Regions from separate parts of the Homo sapiens genome. Here regions 2 and 3 are each linked to region 1. A link is a loop called in an ENCODE intact Hi-C map of the cell type or tissue named here. Cell type or tissue: GM12878. All regions are shown on one strand. Links, peaks and the distances in the headings refer to the core of each region. The heading gives the core; the rest is flanking DNA.

What was found. Hi-C counts contacts between places; a loop is a spot of excess contacts. Peaks named below come from ENCODE experiments on the same cell type or tissue, not always from the same donor. Only the 100,000 strongest peaks of a DNase experiment are listed, where the experiment ranks them.
Region 2: it touches region 1 in a loop (4-fold over the local background); 1 of 110 quality-filtered maps calls a loop at or near these places.
Region 3: it touches region 1 in a loop (2.4-fold over the local background); 1 of 110 quality-filtered maps calls a loop at or near these places.

What each region holds. Positions count from the first base shown.
Region 1 is chr3:72,160,270-72,168,395 of GRCh38, forward strand. All of the region lies in intron 2 of LINC00870 (long intergenic non-protein coding RNA 870), which reads left to right. Among named protein-coding and RNA genes, the nearest start is that of LINC00870, 13 kb to the left of the region's middle. RefSeq lists enhancers at 2,475-2,524, 2,545-2,644, 3,645-3,914, 4,425-4,534. In GM12878, for the core only: no CTCF peak of the experiment used is centred there; DNase peaks (open chromatin) are centred at 4,042 and 4,162; H3K4me3 peaks cover 590 bases; H3K27ac peaks cover 2,815 bases.
Region 2 is chr3:72,423,455-72,431,580 of GRCh38, forward strand. The region is part of intron 1 of RYBP (RING1 and YY1 binding protein); the gene reads right to left. Among named protein-coding and RNA genes, the nearest start is that of RYBP, 19 kb to the right of the region's middle. In GM12878, for the core only: no CTCF peak of the experiment used is centred there; a DNase peak (open chromatin) is centred at 3,395; H3K4me3 peaks cover 642 bases; H3K27ac peaks cover 1,009 bases.
Region 3 is chr3:72,679,293-72,687,418 of GRCh38, forward strand. It overlaps LOC105377161 (a long non-coding RNA gene), which reads right to left. Exons shown (of 11, transcript XR_940962.3): 4 at 6,403-6,515; 5 at 5,430-5,505. Among named protein-coding and RNA genes, the nearest start is that of SHQ1, 170 kb to the right of the region's middle. In GM12878, for the core only: no CTCF peak of the experiment used is centred there; a DNase peak (open chromatin) is centred at 3,979.

The sequences.
Region 1 (8,126 bases), core at 2,155-7,154:
CACTTCTGATCTCCATGTCTCTGGTGCCATTCACTCAAGTAATTACTAATTAAATTTCATAACTAACCCTGCAGTCGGCCGCCTCCCTGGTCTTTGTGGCACTGAGTTTGCAAGTCCTGCCTTACTCTGAAGGTTCCTTTTGTTTTCCTGCTCTCCTTCCCTGATTAGTTCAAGCACATATTCAAAGGAGCACACATTCCCTGAGCTCCTTCTGACTGATGGGTGTTGTCACAGGCTTCTGGAGAGAGCTTGTCTGCAATGACTTCTCCGTGGATAATGGACGTCGACTTGGCTGCATTTCTCACGCCTTCCCCTTGTGTTTAGCAATCTCACATTTTTGGAGATGTTGTTGGAGCATCTGTGATGAACCAGGGGCTGGAATGAGAGCTTTGCAAACCCTCGAACCTGTGCTTTTGGGGAGGTGTTATCAGTCCTACTCTATAGATGGAGAAACTGACATGCAGAGAGGCAAAGAAAATTGTTCTGGGTCTCATAACTGACAAGGGATGGTGCCAGGATCTAATCCCACGGTTGGATTAGTAGATCCTGAGCCCTATCTACTTCATATACTCTCTGGCCCCATCAGGATTATCTGTAATGAGAGGCTCAGGAGGCCCAGGGTCAGGACCACATAGCTGGTGTCAGAAGGGTCCAGGACAGGGGGTCCATCGCAACAGGAGAATAAGCAGATCGTGGAAGGTCAGGCATGGAAGCCACACAGCACTCAGCCTTCTAAATCCTCCTATGTGCGTCTTTTGATAGACGGGGAAACTGAGCCCCCTGGGGTGGGAAAGGTTCATTTCTAATTAATTACTCTTCTCTCTCTCTCTTTTTTTTTTTTTTAATAATTTCAACTTTAGATGGAGGGGGTACACGTGCAGGTTTGTTACCTGGGTATATTGCATGATGCTGAGGTTTGGGGTACAATTCATCCCATCACCCCCATACTGAGCATAGTACCCACAGTTAGTTTTTCAAACCTTGTCCTCCTCCCTCTCTGCTCTAGTACTCTCCAGTGTCTATTGCTGCCATCTTTATGTCCATGAGTGCCCGATGTTTAGCTTCTACTTATAAGTGAGAACATGCGGTATTTGGTTTTCTGTTCCTGCATTAATTTGCTTAGGATAATGGCCTTCAGCTGCATCCATGTTGCTGCAAAGGACATAATTTTGTTCATTTTTTATGGCTGTGTAGTATTCCACAATGTATACGTACCACATTTTCTTTATCCAGTCCACCATTGATGGGCATTTAACTTGATTCCATGTCTTTGCTATTGTGAATAGTGCTGCAATGAACATTCAAGTGCATGTATCTTTTTGGTAGAATAATTTCTTTTGGATATATACCCAGTAATGGGATTGCTGGGTTGAATGGTAGCTCTGTGTTAAGTTCTTTGAGAATTTCTCTTCTTTATAATACATTAATCCAGGCTTTCTCCACCTTGGCACTATTGACATTTTGGGCCAAATAATTCTTTGTTTTAGAAGACTGTCCTACACCCTGTAAGATGGCTAGTGGCAACCCTGACCTCTACCCACCAGAGGCCAGTTGCACCTCCCTGGCCCCTGGCCAGGTTGTAACAACTAGCAATGTCTTCAGATTGGAGGCTGGTTGAAAACCCCTGCATTCATCTGACCAGGCCCCTTGCTGGCTTACAATTCTTCAAGTTTCCCATAGTTTTTCTGGATAAAAGCAAAACTCCTTTGCTGGATCTATAAAACCTTCAATGATATGGCCCTGCTAATATAATTCAAGACACTTGTCTCTAGCCAGCACCCTCCCCAACGCCCAGAGAAAAAAATAATAGCTGACAAATACTGAGTACTTCCTAAGTGCGAGGCATTGTTCTAAGTATAAGTGCACTCCAAGGGTCACCATCTGTATGTCATAGCTGAGAAAATTGAAGTCTCTAGAGTTTAAGAAATGTGCGCAGGGCCACATGGTTAGCCCCTGGCAGATCTCCAGTTTGAATCCTGGCATTCTGACCTTGCCCCCAGCCCCTTTGCTTAACATACATAATAGGAACGATCGTTGCTCGAGCTTCTATCAATGCCGTTCCCTGAGGATGAAGCCCCACCCTGCTTCTCTGCACCGCTGACTCCTCTCACCCTCACTGTTCCCGGACAGTGGAGACAGCGTCTCTTTCGTTGCTCATCAAATCCTATGCCTGGCACAGCCCCAAGCTCAGCCAGTGTTTGTAACTCACCGGGTGTGTCAGCCCAGGACTCACCTCTCCTGGCAGGGCTGTCTTCATAAGGGATGATTTGCTTGACCAAAACAAACTCACTTGCGCTAACTTAAACACAGGGAAAGCAATCCTGAGGAGTTAGGTTATCTTGCAGGTCACAAGGACAAGAATTCATCTGGGTATCCTCTAGTTTAAGACTAGAAATTCCTCACAACAGACTGGTGCTGGGAATTGGAAAGCTGGCAGGAAGCAAATGGGCTCTTCCTCCTCTCTCTTTGGGTTCTTAAGGAGCACTTTTCTCCTTCTCTGCTTCATTTGCCTGCTTTTTGCTGTAGACCAGCCCCCAGCTCTCTGTTTGCACACCAGAACATGTGACTCCCAAATGCCTCCCCAGCACGGCCACCCCAACCACCCCAGCACAGGCAGCTCCAGCCCAAGTCTATGCACCTTAAAGGTTTAGTCCACGAAGCGACTTGATTTGTAAGTCTGAGCCCTAAGGCCAGGTCACTGGGAGGGAAATCCCATTGGCCCTGCTTGGTCAGGGGGTCACAACCTGGCTACAGATGACTCACTGGGGACTCTGGGAATAATCTCTCTCAAAAGGTAAAGTGGACAGGGACAGAGAAGATGATTAAGAAAGGAATAGAAATCCAGGGGAGGCCAGGCGCGGTAGCTCACACCTGTAATCCCAGCACTTTGGGAGGCGAGATGGGCAGATCACTTGAGGTCAGGAGTTCGAGACCAGCCTGGCCAGCGTGGTGAAACCCCCATCTCTACTAAAAATACAAAAATTAGCTGGGTGTGGTGGTACATGCCTGTAATCCCAGCTAGTGGGGAGACTGACTCAGGAGAATAGTTTGAACCCGGGAGGCAGAGGTTGCAGTGAGCCAAGATCACGCTACTGCACTCCAGCCTGGGCAACAGAGCGAGACTCCATCTAAAAAAAAAAAAAAAAAAAAAAAGAAGAAAGAAAGAAAGGCAGGGGAAAATTGAAAATTATGACAGAGGAAACAATGAGGTGAAAGAAAGGCCCAGTGTCTCAGATCGCCCTGGCTGTCCCCTGAGTTGAGGACACATCTCTTTCCTCCTTCTAAGAAGAGGCCTTGTCACTTTGTTCTTGCTGGCAGAGCTGGAAAGGCTTGAAGGAGACCACCCAGTGAGGTCACCACACAGTCCTCTTTGCTGCCCCCCATCCTCCCTGCTTTATGGTACCCAAGTCAGGGCTGCTGACCAACCACTGAGTGTCTTGACAAGTCTCAGAGAAGAGATGGACAAGGTACAAAAGTCCTCCGGCTGTTCGGCTGGGAATGGGCTCCCTAATTATGTTCTCAGCCCATACGCCCTGTGGCCACAGCTTCCAGTTAACTAGCAGCAGCCAGAGGGGTGGGGCAGGGGCAGACAGACCAGGTTCCAGGTAATTGTGGCCAAGCCGGAGCTGAACACAGAATGTGGAGGGTGTGCTGGCTTCTGGACACCCCAGATTATGGCTCTGGTGTTGTGTCTATATGATGCAACCAGGGTGTGTATCTTCCCCCCAGGGAAAGGCCCTCCCCACTCCAACCACCACCACAGGTGGTGTGGAGAACTTGCTAGATGCACGCAGTATCTTCTTCCTCCTTCTCAGGGGCCCTGCTGAGCCCAGAAGACCTAATTATATTTAGCGGGTTGCAGTTTAGGACTTGCGGTTAGGCAGGAAAGTGTGTGATTCTCCAAGTGTGGTTCCCCCTAATACCTGCATCTGAATCCCCTGGGGAGCTTATAAAAATGCAGCTTTCTGGGCCCCACCTTTGACCTATAGAATCAGAATCTCTGGATTGGTGGGGCCCAGGAGTCTGTACTTTAATAAACTTACTCTCTCCCCTCTGCTGCACATCAATCGTGTGCACACCAGTGATTCTGTTGTACTCAAAAGTTTAAGGACCGAAAATCACTGGCACAGTGGTTAAAAGCTTGGTGTCTAAACTTGGAGCCTGACTCTCTTATTAGCTGGCCCTGTGGCCAAATTAGTTACGATGCTTCATCTCAGTTCCCTCACCTGTAAAATGGGCATAAACACAGCATGCATGTCATAGAGTTACTGGAAGCACTCAGTGCCCTTAGCTGTAAATAGTGAGCACTGCCTAATGATAGCTGTCATGCTTTGTTGTGGTGGAGGACAGAGAGGATATGAAAGCTGTGAAGGCCAAAGACTAGAAGCCAACCCAGACTTAAGTCTAGAGCTGGCGGACTGGGGTGCCAGGGAAGAATGATCTCTGAGCAGAGCACAGCAAAGATGAGATGTCATCCAGGGCAAGGCCCAGAGGAGGTCACGTGCTGTAAAGTCCCTGCAGTGAGACAGCATGGGGCACCTAGGGACGAGAGCCAGACACAGTCAAGGGCAAGAAAGACAGGTAGGCAGGAGCCAGACTGGGAGAGGCCTGGTAGACCAAGGCGTGGGCACTTGATCCTGTGAATGATGAAGGGTCATGTAGGTTACATTTGCACACTGTTACACCTTTAGACACGGGCACCTGAGGTTCTTGCTTAGGGTGTGATTTATAGGGCTCTACCCTGGAGCCCACTGCCTCCCCGACAACCTGGTTGAGGAGTGGTGATACCTAAGGATTCGCCACCTGGAACCTACATCCACTTCTTTATGCATCATGCTTTACATACTTGGAACTCCTGCTCCAAACATCCTGAGCCTACCTTTAGGGTCTGTGCACACCTCTTTCTCTTGTCCCTCTTCCTTCTCCAGGGAGGCTGCTACAGCTTTTGTCCAGCAGGCCAATCTGAGAGGCAACCGTGTGTGTACAGGAGGGGTGGGCAACTCTTGGACTTGCAGTCTGTGGGGTCCACATGCGTGGGGCTGGAGATGGGCCTTGCACCCTCCTTTGTGCTCTTCTCCCAGGTTGCAGTAGGTATCGGGGCAGGACTGCTGCAGATTTGCTCTCTGGCTTGCCAGAAGGGAATGGACTAGGCGAGGCCTCCAGACTCAAGGCCTGCAGACCTGTTATGAGCCTGTTGCCAAAATCCCAGCCAAAGAAAATGGTGGCTTCTGGCTAAGTTGTGGTGGCTAGGAGTGGGGGAAGGTGACTGATTCAAGAACTATTCAGTAGGTGGCCTCATACTGTTCCCTGTCTTGTCTTTGACTGCTCATGGGAACCAATCCACCATTCCACAGGGAGGAGGAGAAAGTAATTTGAAGCTAGCAGGGTTAGATGCAGAAACAATAGGCTTATCCAGACTATACAGAAAAAGGTAAAAGAAAAAAAAATCAGTGACACACAAAAGCTAATACAATATTACCTCACTTGCAGAAGAGCATTGCTGAAAGACAGGACCTCTGGTGCATGGCAAAGACTGAAGAAGAGAGAAGTTGGGGAGGGAAGCTTTGAGTTTATGTGAGACTAAGGCTAGGTAGCAATCTCATGCCTTCTCATTGCTGCCAATGAAAAAATTTTAGCTTGCCATCAAAAAACAGAATTTCTGGAAAACTTATATCCTCCACTATGTGCTTGACAGCTTCCCCATGTTTGAAGACTCTTCTGATAAGATCAGTGTGGATATGAACACATGCGACCTTTTGATATTATGTAACAAAATGTGTCAACATTTGGTAGATCTGCAGAACTCTGTGAACCAATATTTTCCAAATAGTTGATATAATGTTATAGAATCACACATGGGTAAAAGGTCCATTTAAAACACAACATAGACAGATTGATTTTAATATGATAAAATATAAAAGCTCACTGATAGGTTTTCAGATTTCATGTTGCATCTAACCAGTACAAAAACTACCACTTGTTGAGTTTTGGTATAGTATCACAAAGGAATAGCCACAGTTATCTGAAGAGGGTATTAAAATCGTCCTTTCGTTTCCAACTGTGTGAAGCTGAATTTTTAAATACATTTTAACCAAAACAACGCATCCCAATAGATTGAATGAAGAACATATATGGGAATCTGGCTGTCTTCAATTAAGACAGAAGCTGAGGCCAGGCATGGTGACTCAAGCCTGTAATCCCAACACCACCTTGGGAGGCTGAGGTGGGAGGATTACTTGAGCCCAGGAGTTCAAGAACAGCCTGGGCAACATAGTGAGTCCTTGTCTCTGCTAAAAAAAAAAAAAAAAAAAAAAAAAAATTGTGTGGTGTGCACCTGTAGTCCCAAATACTTGGGAGGCTGAGGCAGGAGGATGATCGCTTGAGCCCAGGAGATCGAGGCTGCAGTAAGCCGTGATCGTGCCAGTGTACTCCAGCCTGGGTGACAGAGCAAGACCTTGCCTCAAAAAGAAGAAAAAAGAAAAGATTAGATTGGCAAAAATGTAAAAACAATACAACTTTATTTTACTAACTTTTAAGAAAATATAGTTATTTTTCATAAAAATATGATACACATGTTAACATATAAGGGGTTTATTATTGTTATTCTAATGAGTTAATAAATATTTTAAATACATATTTTTAAAAACATTCTTTGGGCTCATGTAGTTTTAAAGGTATAGGGTTCTGAGGCCAAAGTGTGAGAACATCCATTCAAACTATTTCTTGGAAAAATCTCACTTTTTCACTTAAAACGGTATCAAGGATATCTGTTCAAATATAATATCTAATAATATAAATAATGCTACCTTTTTAGTACTTAGAGTATGCCCAGAAATTGTGCTAAGCAGTTTGCAAGCATCAACTCATTTCCATTTACTCTTTACAAAAGAACCTGTGTGAGGTAGGTACATGTACCCCAATCTGCAGATGAAGGCACAGAGAGGTTAAACTGCTTGCCCAAGGATACACAGCTACTTAGGTGATCCAGCCAGTTTTGAACTCAGACACTCTGACTCTAGAGCCCGCATGTTTCGTAGTAACCAAAAGTATGGAAGTCCCAAGATGTCTGTGAATAAATATACCTTGAGTAGGTTTTAAGGACTAAAGTGGTATATAGGGCTTTGCTTAGGAAAAATTGCAACATAAATTTGGGTAGGTGATTTATGTAGCCATGAATCTTTCTCACCATAAGTAATCTGTGGTCTTGGTGTACCTGTTGTGTTTTTGCACAGGCCTTCTAGCACCCCCCAAAAAACTGAAAGACCAGAGAAGATTAGCTGTTCACCTGCACACTCTTTTGAGACTCTCGGTGAATACCAAGGGTTTCCCTGCCAAACTGTGAAGAATGCCTTCTCTAACCCACTTCAATCCACCTTCTGTCTTCTTATCTGCTGTTTCATAACCCCATAGTTTTCCTGTAGCCATGTATCCCAATTGGTAATGATCTGTTTGTCAACTGGATTGCTCAGATCCCTGCTCCCCGACTAGATCACGTCAGGTCTAGTTGCTCCTTGAGAACAGGGAACCTGGCTGTTTGCATTCATCCTTGTGTCCTCTGAACCTAGGACAGTGCCCAGTACACTGTAGCTCTCGTAAATGCTGGTTGAGTGAATGACTGTGAAGTAGATACTCTCAGAGCTCTGCACCTAACCCCTTCACTGTTTCTGTGCACACCAGCTCCTGAGGGACTCTGTTTCCTACCAGTCTGTCCCTGCACTTCTTCATTAGGGGCTGCTCTCAGGCAGCTAGAGCCTTGCTGCACCAGTCAAGTGCTGGCGATGCCTGAAAATGTATGCCCCTCTGGGGACAGCCCTTAACCAGTGACAGGTGGTGAGAATTGCAAGTAGAAATACTTCGTCATATCACCCCTCATCAGGACACCCAAGATGCACCCCGTTTCCGAAGGTTCCCTGCAAGATTGAATCTAAAGTACCCTTCCTGGCAGGGGTCTCCAACCCCCAGGCCATGGACCAGTACCTGTCCATGGCTTGTTAGGAACCAGGCCGCACAGCCGGAGGTGAGGCTGGTGAGAGAGTTAATTTTCACCTGTATTTACGGCCACTCCCCAACACTTGCATTACCACCTGAGCTCCACCTCCTGTCAGATCAGCAGCAGCATTAGATCC
Region 2 (8,126 bases), core at 1,477-6,476, 260 kb after region 1:
ATGACAAAGTAAGATTTAATCTGGGAATGCCAAGTTGGTCTAGGATTCCTACAATCAAAAATCAACCAATGTAATCCAGCATTATATGGAAAACTGTATGACTGTCTTACTAAATGCAGGAGAAAAAGATATTTGACAAAATCCAACTTCTGTTCCTTAATAAATACGCTCAGTGGGCTGGGCACGATGGCTCCCACCTGTAATGCCAGCACGTTGAGAGGCCGAAGCCAGATGGCATGATGGCTTGAGGCCAGTTCCAGACCAGTGTAGTCAATACAGTGAGATCCCATCTCCACCCCCCTGGCCCCCCAAACAATTAGCCAGGCATAGTGGTGCATTAGTCCCAGCCACTCAAGAGGCTGAGGCAGGAGGACAGGTTGAGCCCAGGAGTTTGAGGCCACAGTGACCTGTGACTGCACCACTGCACACCAGCCTGGGCCACAGAGCAAGACCCAGACTAAGGAAAAAAAACCCTCAGCAAATTAATACAGAAAGGAATTCCCTAAACCTATTTAAATGTTTACTACAGCTAACATTACACTTACTAATACAAGAACGTCCACTCTCAAAACTTCCATTCAACACTGTATTGGAAGTTTTAGCTAGCACAACAGGCAAGCGAAAGAAATAAAAGGTGTCCACATTGGAAGGAAAGTAAAAATTGTCTCAATTCAAAGACAAAATTGTCTATGGAGAAAATTCTACAGAATCTACAAAAAAAAGTTCCTAGAACCTATTAAGTTTAGCCAAGTTACAGGAAACAAGATATACAAAAATAATCTGTATATAAACTACCTGGAAACAACCAGAAATTGGCATTTTAATAGTAACATTTACACAGTATCGAAAATATGAAATAGTGATAAATCTAACAAATGAGACTGAAAACTACAAAACACTGCTGAAGGAAAACCTAAATAAATGCAGAGATACCTATGTTCACGGATTGGAATACTGAGTCCAATGTTTTGGATTTTCAGTTTTTCCCAAATGTATCTATATCTGCAATGCATCCTAATAGAAATGCCAGCAGCATCCCTTTTATGTCGAAATTGACAAGCTAATTATAACATTTTAAAGGAGATGCAAAGGATGTAGAATATCCAAAATAACTCTAAAAAGAATTGAAGGTCTTACACTTCTCCTAATTTTCAAGACTTATAAAGCTACATTATTTAAGTAATAGTACTGGTGTAAAGAAAGATCAATGAAACAAAATGAAGAGACTCACACATATACAGCCCATTGATTTTCAAAGATACAAAGGCACTTCAATAAGGGTAATTTTTTTCAATAAATGGTGCCAGGACAATTAGATAGCAGTACGTTTAAAAAAAAAAATGAACTTACCTCACCCTTAGAAATATGTATTCAAATATTACCTCGAAATGGATCCAAGTACTTAATATAAGAGCTAAAATTATAAACCTTCTAAAGGTAAAGCTATGAGAAAATCTTAGTGTTCTTGGGTTTGGTAATGATTTTTTTAACTATCACACAAAAAGCAAAAGTTAAGTGTGCTCTTCAAAAGACACTCTCAAAATATATACATGAATCTAGGATAAAGGACAATTCAGTAATGCCAAACAACCAAATTGAAAAATGAGTAAACAATATGAAGACATTTAAAAAATATACAGGGGGCCACCAGGCCCAGTGGCTCATATCTGCAGTCCCAGCACTTTGGGAGACCAAGGCAGACGAATCCCTTGAGGCCAGGAGTTTGAGACCAGCCTGGCCAACATGGCGAAACCCCATCTCTACTAAAAATACAAAAATTAGCCAGACATGGTCACGCATGCCTGTAGACACAGCTACTCGGGAGGCTGAGGTGGGAGAATCGCTTGAACCCAGAAGGCAGGGGTTGCAGTAAGCCAAGATTGCGCCACGGCACTCCAGCCTGGGCGACAGAGTGAGACTCCGTCTCAAAATAAGCAAATAAATAAATAAAAATACAGGTGGCAAATAAGCACGTGAGAACAGGCTCAACATCACTAGTTATTAGGGAAACAGAAGATAAAACCACAATGAGCTACTTTACCACTAGACACCTGCCACCAGCCTAAAATTAAACAGACTGACCATATCAAGGCTGGCAAGGATATGAAGAAACTGGAGTTCATACAGTGCTGGTAGGATTTCAAGTGATACAACCACTTTGAGAAACAGCTTGTTTCTTAAAAAGTTAAAAATACCCAGCAATTCCACTCCTAGGTATTTACTCAAGAGAAGTAAAAGCATATGTCCACACAAAGACTTGTTTAGGGATGCATACAACAGCTCTATCTGTAAGAGCTAGAAACTGCAAAAAACTCAAATGTCCCTCAACAGGTGAACGGACAGTTAAATTGCAGATTGTTCACCCAATGGAATATTATTCAGCAATAACAAAATAAACACTGATTAATCTCAAATAACCATGATAACTGAAAGAAGGCAAACCAAAAAAAAAAAAAAAAACGCATACACTATTATCTTTATATAAAATTCAAGAAAATGCAAACTAATCTATAGTGACAGAAAGCAGATTAGTGGCTGCCTGTGACAAAGGAACAGGAAGGAGGAATTACCAAAAGGCAGGAGAAATCTTTTAGGGGTGACAGATGTGATCATTATCTTCACAGTGGTAGTTTCCCAGGTAATATTTTAAAAGTAAAGTTACTTACATGCCAATTACACTTTAATAAAGCTGAAAAATTTTAAATAAGGATGGCAAATGCTGTGTTTTTATGCTGGCTGCAGTATAATACTTGTTGGATTTTCTTAAATACAGAGACTAAATAATTCAAAATTACACATTAGTCTACAGCATTTACTTTAGACAAGTTTTACCAGGAGATAAAATCCAACTGTTTAATATTATTTGATGATGTAGTATAGAAATGCAACAAATAAATTCTATTTTTGTACAACAAAGTATTTTACCACTAACTTGTATTTTCAAAATGCTCTATCTTCATTCCTGGGTAATTTTAACTGGCAACAGATTGTAACATTGTAGCAGTAAATTCAGTATGAATATCATCATTACCATTACACACACAAACACAAAAAATACACCTCATAAATTAAAACATGTATCTCTTCAGAAACAACCCATGTTGCCAGTTTCACCAAGGCATGAAGTAGTTTTCGTGATGACTGGAAGAGATAATCAACCTAGCATATTTACACTGGAACACAGCTTCATATATTTTGAATATATTTCCCATATTCCCAACAATAAAGTAATCCTACTCTTCCTATCTTCACACCAGTATCTGGTCCAAAGTCTTTCTTATCTACCACAAGATAGAGAAGAAACAAAGCCTGAGTTTACTCAAAAGTCAACTATCTAGTTAGTTCTTTCTTCCTTCATGTCATCTGAAAGTTTCTGTGGGCAGGATATAGGGAGAAGTATGACTTGTTTCACTACTTTTGAGTCTCTGAATCTTCAAAGGCCAGAGGTAAGGAAAGAAAAGCAAATCAACTTTATTTGCCAGAAGTCTTTTTTTGGTTTAATTTTAGGGCTTGGGTGGGTTTTTGTTTTTGATTGAGGGGGGGCGCATCTTTGAGGGAGAAAATAATGAAAAGTTTAATGATTAAAATAAATTAGTGTTTAGATGAGGAACTTTCCAATCATATAAGACAACTGAAAACTGGCAGCTACACTAATTGTTCTGCATTCATCACTCTCACATTGCTTTTGCAGTAAAGCAGCAGAGACCAACAAGCCTTGTTTCCTCTGATTCTAAACAGCCTGTGACAAGAATCAGATATGTGTTCATTCATATACGTAGAAGAAATATTGCACAACTCAATGCAAATATTCACTAACCTGAAGGTCAAATTATGTCCTCCATCACAGAAATATAGAAGAATTTTGGTTTATCTATACACTAAAGATATTATGACTCTAAAGAACAAGCCATCAGTCAAAAAGCCCACTTTCTTAGAGGAAAAAATATATAAACACAAGAACACCACAAGTATCACTCTCTTATAGATGAAATTTACAGCCAGGCGTGGTAGCTCATGCCTGCAATCCCAGCTCTTTGGGAGACTGAGGCAGGTGGATCACCTGAGGTCGGGAGTTTGAGATCGGCCTGACCAAAATGCAGAAACCCCATCTCTACTAAAAATACAAAATTAGCCAGGCATGGTGGCGCGTGTTTGTAATCCCAGCTACCTGGGAGGCTGAGGCAGAAGAATCGCTTGAACCAGGAGGCGGAGGTTGCGGTGAGCTGAGATCCTGCCATTGCCCTCCAGCCTGGGCAACAAAAGTGAAACTTCGTCTCAAAAAAAAAAGAAATGAAATGAAATCTACAATCCCGATAGGTTTACTCAGTTATATGGAGGAAGTCAGAAGGTCAGCTCTTATCTCTTTCCTCTAAAGTCTGATTCATTAGCAGATTAGAAAAAGTTAAAATGACAAGGGAACTACACAAAAATATCCAAGATGTATTTGTCATTGTGTTAGTTTGTAGGGTTTTTCCACTTCACCACACTGCCTATTAACCGAGAAGTTAAGAGAATACAAACTACTGTAAGTATGAATTTTGCTTTATAGACAAGATAGCTGAATAGGAATTACAAATAAATCTCTCATTCCTAAAGCATTATTTAATATAAAACTCTATTGCCTGGATAAATGATAGCGGAATAGGAATAGATAATTAGGTGGTATTTACTTGACAAGATCATTAAACTGAGAACAAAAACTTCCAGGGATACCTAAGCTAAAAAGTACACTTTAAAAGATTGTATTGGCCACCAAGAAAAACAACGCATTATCTTTACACCAAAGTTCTCTGAGCATGTTATGAGGGTAATAAAATTAATTCTGAAAATACATCTTTCAAAACCACAAAAGGATCAAAATTATTCATGGCATTACCAGTTGATTTAACTATTAGGATTAAATCTAATATTAAATTAGCAAAAATCCCCCAATCTAGGGATCAATCTAGTCACTGTGTACTAAATTTATTCACTTCTATATAGATCATTTCCTAATTCTAATTTTTTTTAAACTAGGTACTGAAGATTACAGAAGTTTCTACATAACATCTATGGAGAAACTAACTTTGTAGTTGAGCATTAGTCTCCACACATACTGTGCCCCAAAAATTAAGTGCTTACTAATGTCTAATAAATTAACTTAAAACATAAAAAAAAAATTTTAATCAAAACATTCCAATTCATCAGGAAAAATGTCTTCTCTCATAAAACTTACTAGATAAAAGAGGTCTGAAAATACTAATGAACAATTCAGAGGCTTCATTTATAAAACAGTACCAGCTGAAGAGGAAGATTATCTAGGAGGTGGCTCCTGAAAAAGGAGAGAGAAAATTCCGGTATCTAAATTATTTATCAGTTCAAACAATTATCTAGCCCAAGAGAACTACAACTATTCTGAGTCCTATTCAGCTGCAAAATCTCATGAAGAATACAGACTTCACGATTTTCTCAATTTTCATCCCCTTTGCTTCCTTACACTGTATTCTGACTCTAGACCACTCTAGTCGCTCTGTTTCTGAAACTTTCAGCCAGAGAGTACAGAGCAGAAGAGAACTTCGGAAGGCATTCTATGGGAGCTCTACTAAGAGGGATCACCGTTTTAAAACAGACAGTGCTTCAGAAGAATCCTATTTAGCAATCAACTGTTGTACCTGTTATGAACAGAAAAGCAGGCATGAACTTCAAAGAGAGACAGACAATCAAGGGAATCATCTTAAGAGTAACAAAAGAGATGATGCACAGAGTAAAACTAGAAACTGAAGTGAAAAAGGAAAGTAGTGTAGCAGTATTTCCAAGGCATTTCCCAAAGGTTTTAAATGAATAAACCTATTTGCAGAGGGGGTTAGCCAATATATCACACAATTATTTTAAAAAGTAAACATTTTAAATAAGAAATCAGAAGAACAGACTGCCCTCTAAATACATTTGAAGAACACAAAAGCAGCATAGTAAGACCTTGCCTCTAAAGATTCAACAGGTTACAGTCTCTATCCCTGAGAGCCTCATACGGGGCGGATATGGAGCAGCAAATGTGAACACGAAATTCCAGTACAACATGATTGTGTGGTACGGTAAGTATATCACAAAGTGCTTCAATGATCACAAAAGACAAAAATCAAGGCCCAGCAATGGCTCATGCCTGTAATCCCAGCACTCTGGAAGGCCAAAGTGGGAGGATCATTTGAGGCCAGGAGTTCAAGACCAGCCTGGACAAAATGGGGGAGACCCCCATCTCTCAAAAAAAGAGAAAAAAATTAGCTGGGTATGGTGGCACATGCTTGTAGAGTCCCAACTACTTGGGAGGCTGAGGTGGGAGGATTGCGTAAGCCCAGGAGTTCTGAGGCTACAGTGGGCTTTGATCACACCACTGCACTCCAGCCTGGGCAAAGAAGCAAGATCCTGTCACAGAAAAAAAAAAGAATCAAGGAAGGTTTCCCCAAAGAGTTACCACGAGCTGGGTCTTGAAGCAGAAGCTAGCATTTACCACGGTAGCAAAGAGGTAAGTCTTCAAGCAGTTCTAGAAGTACATGTGGCAGGCAGCACAGTGGCATAAAAGAACATGTTCAGACACTGAACAGTTTGACCAGAAAGTGCATGCTAAGAAGGGCAAGACCTCTTTGGGCAATGAGGCAGTATATCCAGGGTTTTTTAAGCACACTACATGATCTATGTGCTTTCTAGAGATATCTCTAGGCAGCACAACAGACTAGACTTGGCAGAACAGTTTCAAGGCTACTGCAATGGTACAGGTCTGGGCAATACAGGCTTGTAATTAAGAATTGAAATAAAAAATGAAATATAATGAGAACCTAAATTAAGGTAGTCGCAGCAGGGATACTGGACAAATAAAGTCAGCAGAATTTGGTGTCAGACTGAATGCTAGGGATGGGTATCAAAAAATGTTAAGCAGGAAAAACACCCAATGTACACCTGTTCTATTAGAACCAAGCTTTGCTATGGAGCATGATTCAGTATTAACCATTTCAGTAATAAAAACACTTTTCAAAAAAAAAGATGTATCAGTGTCATTCTTTTAATTAATATAACCAAGGTCTAAGTAAGAACAGCCTTAGGGCTGCAGTACACCTGTTTATACTTGAAAACACTAGCCTTCCATACCAGGTGTTCTGTCCTGAAGCCCTCATCTCAGAGATCCTGAAAAGGAGACTGACTGAATCTTGTCTTTGGTCAGTCTGCATTGAGTTTAATTTCTTAGAATGGGGCAAAGATTTGTTAACCCCTGAATGAAGATTTCCAAATTAAAACCTTAATTATAACTTAAATAAGAAAACCGTTCAGCTACACATAAATAACACTACCAAAAATTTTTAAGATAAAGCTTTCCTCTTTAGAAGTCACAAAATGCGGCCAGGCACGGTGGCTCATGCCTGTAATCCCAGCACTTTGGGAGGCCGAGGTAGGTGGATCACCTGAGGTCAGGAGTTTGAGACCAGCCTGGCCAACATGGCAAAACCCCGTCTCTATTAAAAATACAAAATCAGCTGGGCATGGCGGCAGGCGCCTGTAGTCCCAGCTACTCAGGAGGCTGAAGGAGGAGAATCACTTAAACCCGGGAGGTGGAGGTTGCAGTGAGCCGAGATCGCACCACTGCACTCCAGCTTGGGCAACAGAGCGAGACTCCATCAAAAACAAGGAAAGAAAGAAAGAAAGAAAGAAAGAAAGAAAGAAAGAAAGAAAGAAAGAAAGAAAGAAAGAAAGAAAGAAAGAAAGAAAGAGAAAGAAAGAAAGAAAGAAAGAAAGAAAGAAAGAAAGAAAGAAAGAAAGAGAGAAAGAGAGAAAGAGAGAAAGAGAGAAAGAGAGAAAGAGAGAAAGAAAGAAAGGAAAGAAAGGAAAGAAAGAAAGAAAGAAAGAAAGAAAGAAAGAAAGAAAGAAAGAAAGAAAGAAAGAAAGAAAGAAAGAAAAGTCGTCACAAAACGCATGAATATCTATACAACACATTGGGGGAGAATAAATGACAAATTATCTTCTCTATATATTTGTAGACAAGTAACTTGGCACTGTAAAATTTTAAGAGTCATCTTACTGTATGACAAATTGCCCAAACTGACATAACACAGTATTTTAGAACTGGAAAAGACATAGACATCATCTAGTTCTGGCCAGGC
Region 3 (8,126 bases), core at 1,582-6,581, 520 kb after region 1:
AGCCCTGGGGAAACACAATGTGGACCTTGGTTTTACTGTAAAGAATAGCAAGCATGTGTATTCTCTTGGGAAGGGCAGACGGCCTCAGGCCAGCATCTCAGATGCTGCTTTTTAAGCAAGGAGGAGTTTACAAAAAGATAGGAATACAAGCAAAAACAATAGGAAGGATGACTGCAAAAAGGAGGGAGAATTGCTAAGGTAGCAACTTGGGGGATGAGATGCCTGGTGAAATGTCTGAGGGGAAATCAAGTAAACCTCCTCCACCAACTCCACTCCTATGCCCCCATCCCTAGGCAGTTTGTTCCTGCTGGGACCATTCGTTCAGTGCTAGAACTCACAAAACCCTTTCTGACAGGCAAACATAGATAATTTACTGACTCATGTAATTGAAAAGCCCAAGGATTAAATGGTATCAGGCATGGCTGGATCCAGGAGCTCATGAAGTGCTATCAAGACTGTTTTTCTCCCTCTGTCTCTTGGATCTGTTTCTGTCTCTGCTGGCAGGATGTCTCCAGTCCTAATAGGGGTGGTGGCAGCCATCCCTGCCTAAGGGGTGCTTCTCTTTCTCAATAGTTTCCAAAAAATCTCAGGCCTGAGTCTTATTGGCCACGGTTGGGACACGTGCCATCCCCAGAGCCAGGGATAAGGAGTGAGTCCCAGCCAGATCGAGGTGTTAATAGCCAAATGATGACAAATGGCTATTGTACAGACAAAAACAACAGATGTAACCACAGAAGCTGTGTGGATAGCCACAAGATAATAGCACCCCTCCCCCACGAATTTAAACACAGATGCTGGTTGCTAGGGAGGGATGCTGAGGTCAACACACACATTGGTTATTTTCTGAAACAGAGAGAGCTTGGTGGAAAAGATTCCTCTCCTGGCTGGTCGTTGGGAGTTTTCTTGGCAAATCCATTCTGAATCTCCAGAATTAGCAGACCTAGAGGAGGCATGTGAAGACTTTGCTGGAATGCTATTCATTCATTCATCACTCTCTCACCTCCTTCTTATTCTTCAACTCTGCCATCTGCCTTCTTCCCATATATCACAAGGGGAACTGTCCTTATGAAAATTGCCAATGACTCCTCTCTTGTGGATCCTATGGAATTTTGCTCCTTTCCTTCCTGGGTCTCTCAGGAGAACCTTCTGGAAACATGCTTTACCCATGGCTCTGCTCCCATTCTTCCCATCCTCCCACTGTGAGTACATTTACTCCTGTGCCTTCAGTTTCCATCTCTGTATTGGGTCCCAGTCCAAATTTATAGCCAGGACTACTCTGTGAGTTTTGGTCTCCTGAATCCAAATGCCTACTAGAACCTTCACTCTTGGATGTCTCTCTGGCATCTGGAACTAAACGTGTCCAAAGCACTGAACTCCTCCTCAGCCCCGTTTCAAAGCTTGCATCTCCTCCAGAGTTCCCTGCTGGATGCCTAGGACCACTGTCCACGTGCTTACCTGAACCAGAGACTGAGGACAGACAGGCCCAGCCCCCGCCTCAGCCCTACACCATTTAGTCACTAGTCACTAAATCCTCCTTGGAAATATCCCCCCACTTCCTGCCAGCCCCACGGCCCTCTAATGCGGCTCTGGCATCATGATCTCTGCCAGCAATGTCCCAACCTGCCTCCCACTTCCCACGATGTCCACCTCCTCACCCCACATCCTACCACCCACCCTGCAGTCAGATCCTTCCAACATAAATGTGATGGTGCCACTTCCTTAGTGGCTTCCCACCACTCTGAGGGATGAGTCAAACTCCTCCAGGTGACATTTAAGTCCTCCTTATAACCCAGGTCCTGCCTGCCCCTCCAGCCTACTGACTTTTTGCTACTCATCTCTCAAATCTCTCAAACTCTGTGCCCACCATGCTGAACGGCTTGACTCCCACCTTTGCACAGGCTATTACCTCTGTTTGGGGTGCTCTTCCTCCTGCCTCTTCATTTGGCTTCCCCTTCTCATCCTCCAGGGCTCCTCTTACATATAACACCCCCCAGGACAACGTCTCTGACTAAGACTAAGCTAAGTATCTCTCCCAATCAATCAACTCTCTAGGGAAGATGGTACTGGTGTTCAAGTTCTTTTCTTTTCTTTTCTTTTTTTTTTTTTTTTTTTGAGATGGAGCCTCGTTCTGCCACCCAGGCTGGAGTGCAGTGGCATGATCTTGGCTCACTGTAACCTCTGCCTCCTGGGTTCAAGCAATTCTCCTGCCTCAGCCGCCTTAGTAACTGGTACTACAGGCGCCCACCACCACACCTCGGTAATTTTTGTATTTTTAGTAGAGACAGGGTTTCACCATGTTGGCTAGGCGGGTCTCAAACTCCTGACCTCAAATGATCCACCCTCCTCGGCCTCCCAAAGTGCTGGGATTAGATGCATGAGCCACCGCACCCGGCTGTCAAGTTCTTGATGAATGGGAAAGTTTACTGAGAAGAGGAGAGGAAAATCTTTGAGTATATTTTTAGCCAATGAAGACTTTCTTTTTGATACTTACTTTCCAAACAAAAATATATTAATTTCTTACTCTGAGTCAGCGGCACCTGTGCTGGACACAGGTTTGCCAGCAAACAAGACAGACACACGCCTTGCCTTTTAGGAAATTATAATCCAATAGGAAAGACAGATACTAAATTAACAGTTCAGCCAAACTTAATGGGTACTAGCCCTAACTCTCTTGTGGCAGATTGTATTTTCCAAAGATGGCTTCAATATGCTCTCTTTCAATGTGACTAACACTATTCCATTGAGATACAGGATCTGCGTTCCCTGTCCTTGAAACCGGTTGGACTGCTATGACCAATAGAATGTTGTGGAAGTGACACTGAGTGACTTTAAGTCAATAAAAGTTTCCACCAATCTTTATTTCTCTCTCTCTCTCTCTTTTTCTCAGGACTCTCTCCTTTGGGATCCAGTCACCATGTTGTGAGGAAGCCCAGACCACATGGAGAGGCCACATATAGAGGTTCTAGCCAATGACTCCAGCTAAAGCCTCAGTCAACAGACAGCATTCACGTGAATGAACAGGTCTTCAGATGAACCCAGCCCCAAGCCTTTGTCCCTTTCAGCTCAGTCCGCAGACACCAAGAAGCATGGAGAAGCATTTGCCCTATCGAATTCCCAATCCACCGAATCCACGAGTGATTGTTTTATGCCACTAGGTTTTGGAACAATTTGTTCTGCAGCCATGGCAACTATATTACCTCTCTAGGTTTCCTTGCACAAAAGAACACTGGACTGGAAATAAAGTGAGTGGAATATTCCCATCCCTTTCTCTTAATAGCTGTTGACACTCAGTAGCTGTGTGAACTTGGGCATGTCATTTCTCATCTCCAGGTTCTTTATCCTCCCTCCTGAAATACAAGGATAGAGTTGGATGATTTCTAAGACCCTAGGAAGCTTGAAAATTGTATCAACAGAGACTCTTTATGGAATGACCCAATTAAAACCATGTCAATTGATATGGCAAGAGGTGAACTTTTTAACTGAAATTCTTGATTTTTTGTTTTATCTTTCTGGGAGGTGAACTCAACTAAAGCCATTAGGAAAGCAAAAGGGCTCCTTTAATGCATAATTCATGAAAGGAGAGTGGGTTTGACCCAACAGGTCATTTGGAATAAAAATGCCATAAAAATAAAATATGTTATCCCTCCCCTTCTGCCCCCCCACCATCCCTCACACTAGCTAATGGAGGGGAAGAGTGAATTAAACTGGAGTTCAGGTCAAAGGTTTAGTTGATTTATTCCAGAATGGTCATTCCCTCCAGCTGCTCAAGTAACAATAGACATTGCAGATGTTCAGGCAGTTTTGTCCCCACCCCAGGGCCCTTGTCCTGAGTGATAAGTCCCCTCCTCCTTCCCTGGGGAGATGAACTCATTTTCTAATGGCCTGCCCAATTAGGAAGCATATGAGTCTAGCGAGAAGACACCTTGTCTGCTTCAAAAGCTTTGGGGAAATTCCCCAAAGGGCCAACCTGTTTCACAGAGGCAAAGGGAAAAAAAGTAGACAGCCTGTAATTAGTATAATAACCTGTTCAGATTCCACCTGCCTGTGATTTCCCCAGCTTGTTCATCCATTCATGTATTCATTCACTCAGGCAACAAATATTTACAGAGCAGCTGTGATGTGTAAGCCCTGGTGATACGACAGGTCCCCCAGAAGAAGCTAACGATTTGTGTGCAAGCGATTGATTAAGGAAGTGCTCCCAGGGGTGTCTGGCAGGGGGTGGGGGTGGGGGGAGCAGGACAGGGAAGGGAAGACTCCAGTCAAAGGTTGATTTCAAGCAAAGTCCAGGCCTCAGCCTGATCCTTCAGCAAGCTCTGGAGTGTAAAGTATGCCTCAGAGGTTGTCCCAATTCAAAGCAAAGGTGCTAGGCTTTCAGACTTCTGCATCAGACAGTTATGGGTAAAGGCTGCCCTGGTAGAAATGTAAATCCCAGGCATTTCTGACACTGCACATGCAGGCAAATGGGTTCCAGGAGCCTGTGTACAGTATTTTTTCTTCTTTGTTTTAAGCCACAGGTACATGCTAGTACAAGTAAAACAACAAAATAGCCAGGGGCAGACCTTTTCCCACTCTGCCAACCTCTATATATTAGCATTATCTTGCTTCATGGTTGCAAGATGGCTGCAGCCGCTCCAAACTTCCATCCTCTTACAACAATATCCAAAGGCAAGAAGGGTTGGGCAGGCAGCTAGCCCCACCCCTACAGACCTGACTTGCCAGAGAAGAACATTTCTCCAGTACACTTTGCATTGTGTCCTCTTTGTCAGAAGTGGGGCAATGCACCCTTTTTTTTTCAGACAGGGTCTCATTCTGTTGCCCAGGCTGGAGTGCAATGGCACGATCTCGGTTCACTGCAACCTCCGCCTTCCGGGTGCAAATGATTCTCCTGCTTCAGCCTCCTGAGTAGCTGGGATTACAGGCGTGTGCCACCATGTCTGGCTAATTTTTGTATTTTTAGTAGAGACAGGGTTTCACCATGTTGGCCAGGCTGGTCTTGAACTCCTGACCTCAAGTGATCAGCCCACCTAGCACTCCCACAGTGTTGGGATTACAGGCATGAGCCACCGTGCACAGCCTACAATGCACCCTTTTAAACCAATTCCCACCAAAAGGGAATGAGATTACCATGAATAGTTTCCTGGATTGGGAAGAGGTCACCTTCTGTGAGGATCTTGCCCAACTCTTGATACCTAATGGGTATCAAGAGGTGGGCAAAAAAAAAAAAAAAAAAAAACAAACAAAAAGATACCTGATGGGTTCTTGTTATCAAGGAAGAAGAGGGGATAGCTTTTGGGTAAACAATGATCCATGTGTGCTACACTGGTCAATCAGGGCACCATGCTGTCTGGGCTATGGTGATTGGTTCAGGATGGACATATTACTCAAGCCAAGCCAATCAGAGTTAGTCTTGGGAATTTTGCTGTACTCACCAGGAAAAGGATCTTAGTCTTTCCTGAAAGCATCTAGGGTAAGAAACAGGACAGCCATAACAGCACCATGGGAACCCTGAGAATAAAGCCAACACAAAGAGAAAAATGAAGTGGATCCAAGAGAGGGAAAGAGATCAAATCTGGCTGGCTAATTCAGAACCCCTAAATCCAACCTAGGCTGAAGCTAACTCTACCCTTGGGCAGAAAAAAAGTTCCTTTTTGCTAGTTCACCTTGGTTTGTATCTTCTGTTTATTGTACCTAAAAGATTCCTAAGGAGTACAAGTGGCAAACAAGGTAGACAAGCCTGTGCCCTTATGGAGTTCACAGTCAAAACAGGGAGACAGGTACCGGACAAAGAATTACAAGAACAATGTGGGTTACAAAGGTCAAGTGCAGGGGACACGAAGACCACATAAATAAACCGGCCAGCCTAGTGTAGGAATCAAGAAGAGTCCCTGAGGAAATGTGGTTCAAGCTGAGCTTGAAAGGGCAATGGCTGTTTCCCAGCATTAGACTCCAATGTTACCCCTGACTTCACAGACGTAGCAGGGGACAGGCACTCACTGGGGAAGCCTGCTCTGTTTCATTAGGACTGTGCAACTGTTCCACACTCCAACATACCCCTCAGTCTTTCATCCATTCTTCCAACACCCTAATTTGTTCAAAAGCTGCCAAGAATGATCAGATTTTTTTCCCCCTGCACTCCTGTAAAAGCCTTTAGTTCCGGAGAAAGACTGTGATTTCTTTCATGTTTAGGAGTGTTTTCTTTTCTTCTTAATTCCTTCCCTCCCTGTGTAAATTGGAGCAGTCAAATCAGGTCTTGAGGTAGGGAAGGGACCAAAAGAACTCCCAGCCAGGTGCAGGTCATCAGTGAGGCTGAGAGACACTGTAAGTGGGGAAGCCCTGCAGGAAATATGGACCTCACACTCCCCAGATAGAAAAGTCTCTCAGGCCACTCTCTTCGAACCTCACCCAGGGATGTTCTCTGGCATCATGCACTGACTCGGAAGGGAGAAAAGCTCTTGGTCCAAATGTCCCAGTGCCGCTGTGAGCTCCAACAAGTCTCTGAGCTTCAATCTCCTAATCTGCAAAATGGAAAAAATACACACTGAGTCGTACCTGCCTCAGAGGGCTTGGGTGCATCAAAGGTGATGTTGTGAATAGGCCAGGAAGCACGCTCCAGCATCCAGTCATGATCCACAGTCTCACACTTCCATTCGACTAGGGTCCTCAGGCCCCATTCTCCAGCCCCAAGCACAGAGACCAAATCTCCCAGTTCTCTTTCTTTGGGTTCCATGCCACCCATACTCCCATCTCATGTCCACCATGACAGCTTCCAGAGCTAGGCCCAGGACACATGTGCTAATTGGAAGGGTCACTGTTGTGGTTTGCCACCTCAGGTTGGAAGACTTGTGCTCACAGGCTGTCACTTTCATGCTGGAGGCTGACTAATCTGCTCCTTCAAGGGCCCGACTTCACCTTAATTCCAAAATCAAGGAACTTCCGTGGGTTCTTGGACCTTCGTCACTTTAGAAGCCACCATATATCTATCTGTAATGTATATGCGTAGCAACCCCCTAAAGCCAACTCCATGGCACATGATGGAAACAGGGCCCATGGAATTGTGCCACCCAGGGTAGGGCACCTGCAAGGCAATATTTCAACATAGTAACTCTGCCAAGCTACCCTTTGGGCCAGTGGGTATCTTTTCTTTTCTTTTTTTTTTTTTTTTTGGAGAAGGAGTCACACTCTTTCGCCAGACTGGAGTGCAGTGGTGTGATCTCAGCTCACTGCAACCTCCACCTCCCGGATTCAAGCGATTCTCTTGCCTCAGCCTCCCAAGTAGCTGGGACTACAGGCACGCATCACCACACCCAGCTAATTTTTGTATTTTTTAGTAGAGACAGGGTTTCACCATGTTGGCCAGGATGGTCTCGATCTCTTAACCTAGTGATCTGCCCACCTTGGCCTCCCAAAGTGCTGGGATTACAGGCATGAGCCACTGCGCCTGGCCACCAGTGGGTATCTTTACACAGCAGGTCAACCTTGTAAAGCAATTTGTGTTAGTCTTTAGTTGGAGATGGGCAGCAGGGTCTGGTCCTGAGACTGAAACCAGCTAGCTGGGTGGCCTTGGGCAGTCATGGCCTCCTCTCCTCAACTGTCCCCACCTTTCAAACTGTTTCCAAAGCCCTTCAGCCTTTGGAAACAGAAAGGAGATCTTCAGGGGCCTATGGAACCCTGCACACACATCTACCCCCACCTCCCAACTTCAGATAGAGCAGCACCACTTTTTAACATTTTACAAGTTGGATTCTGAATAAAAGTTTGCCTGAAAGAAATTTTCCAAAGAAGGGAAGAAGAGGAGGAATAATTAGGCTAGTGAGTTGGCACAGCCCATTCAACTTTTTTTTTTTCTTGAGACAGGGTCTCACTCTGTTGCCAAGGCTGGAGTGCAGTGGTGCGATCACAGCTCACTGAAGCCTTGACCTCCTGGGCTCAAGCAATCCTTACACCTCAGCCTCTGGAGTAGCTGGGATTACAAGTGCATGCCACCATGCCCAGCTATTATTTTTTCTCTCTTGTAGAGATGAGGTCTCACTATGTTGCCTAGGCTGATCTCGAATTCCTGAGCTCAAGCAATCCTTTCACCTTGGCCTCCCAAAGTGCTGGGATTACAGGCATGCGCCACTGTGCCT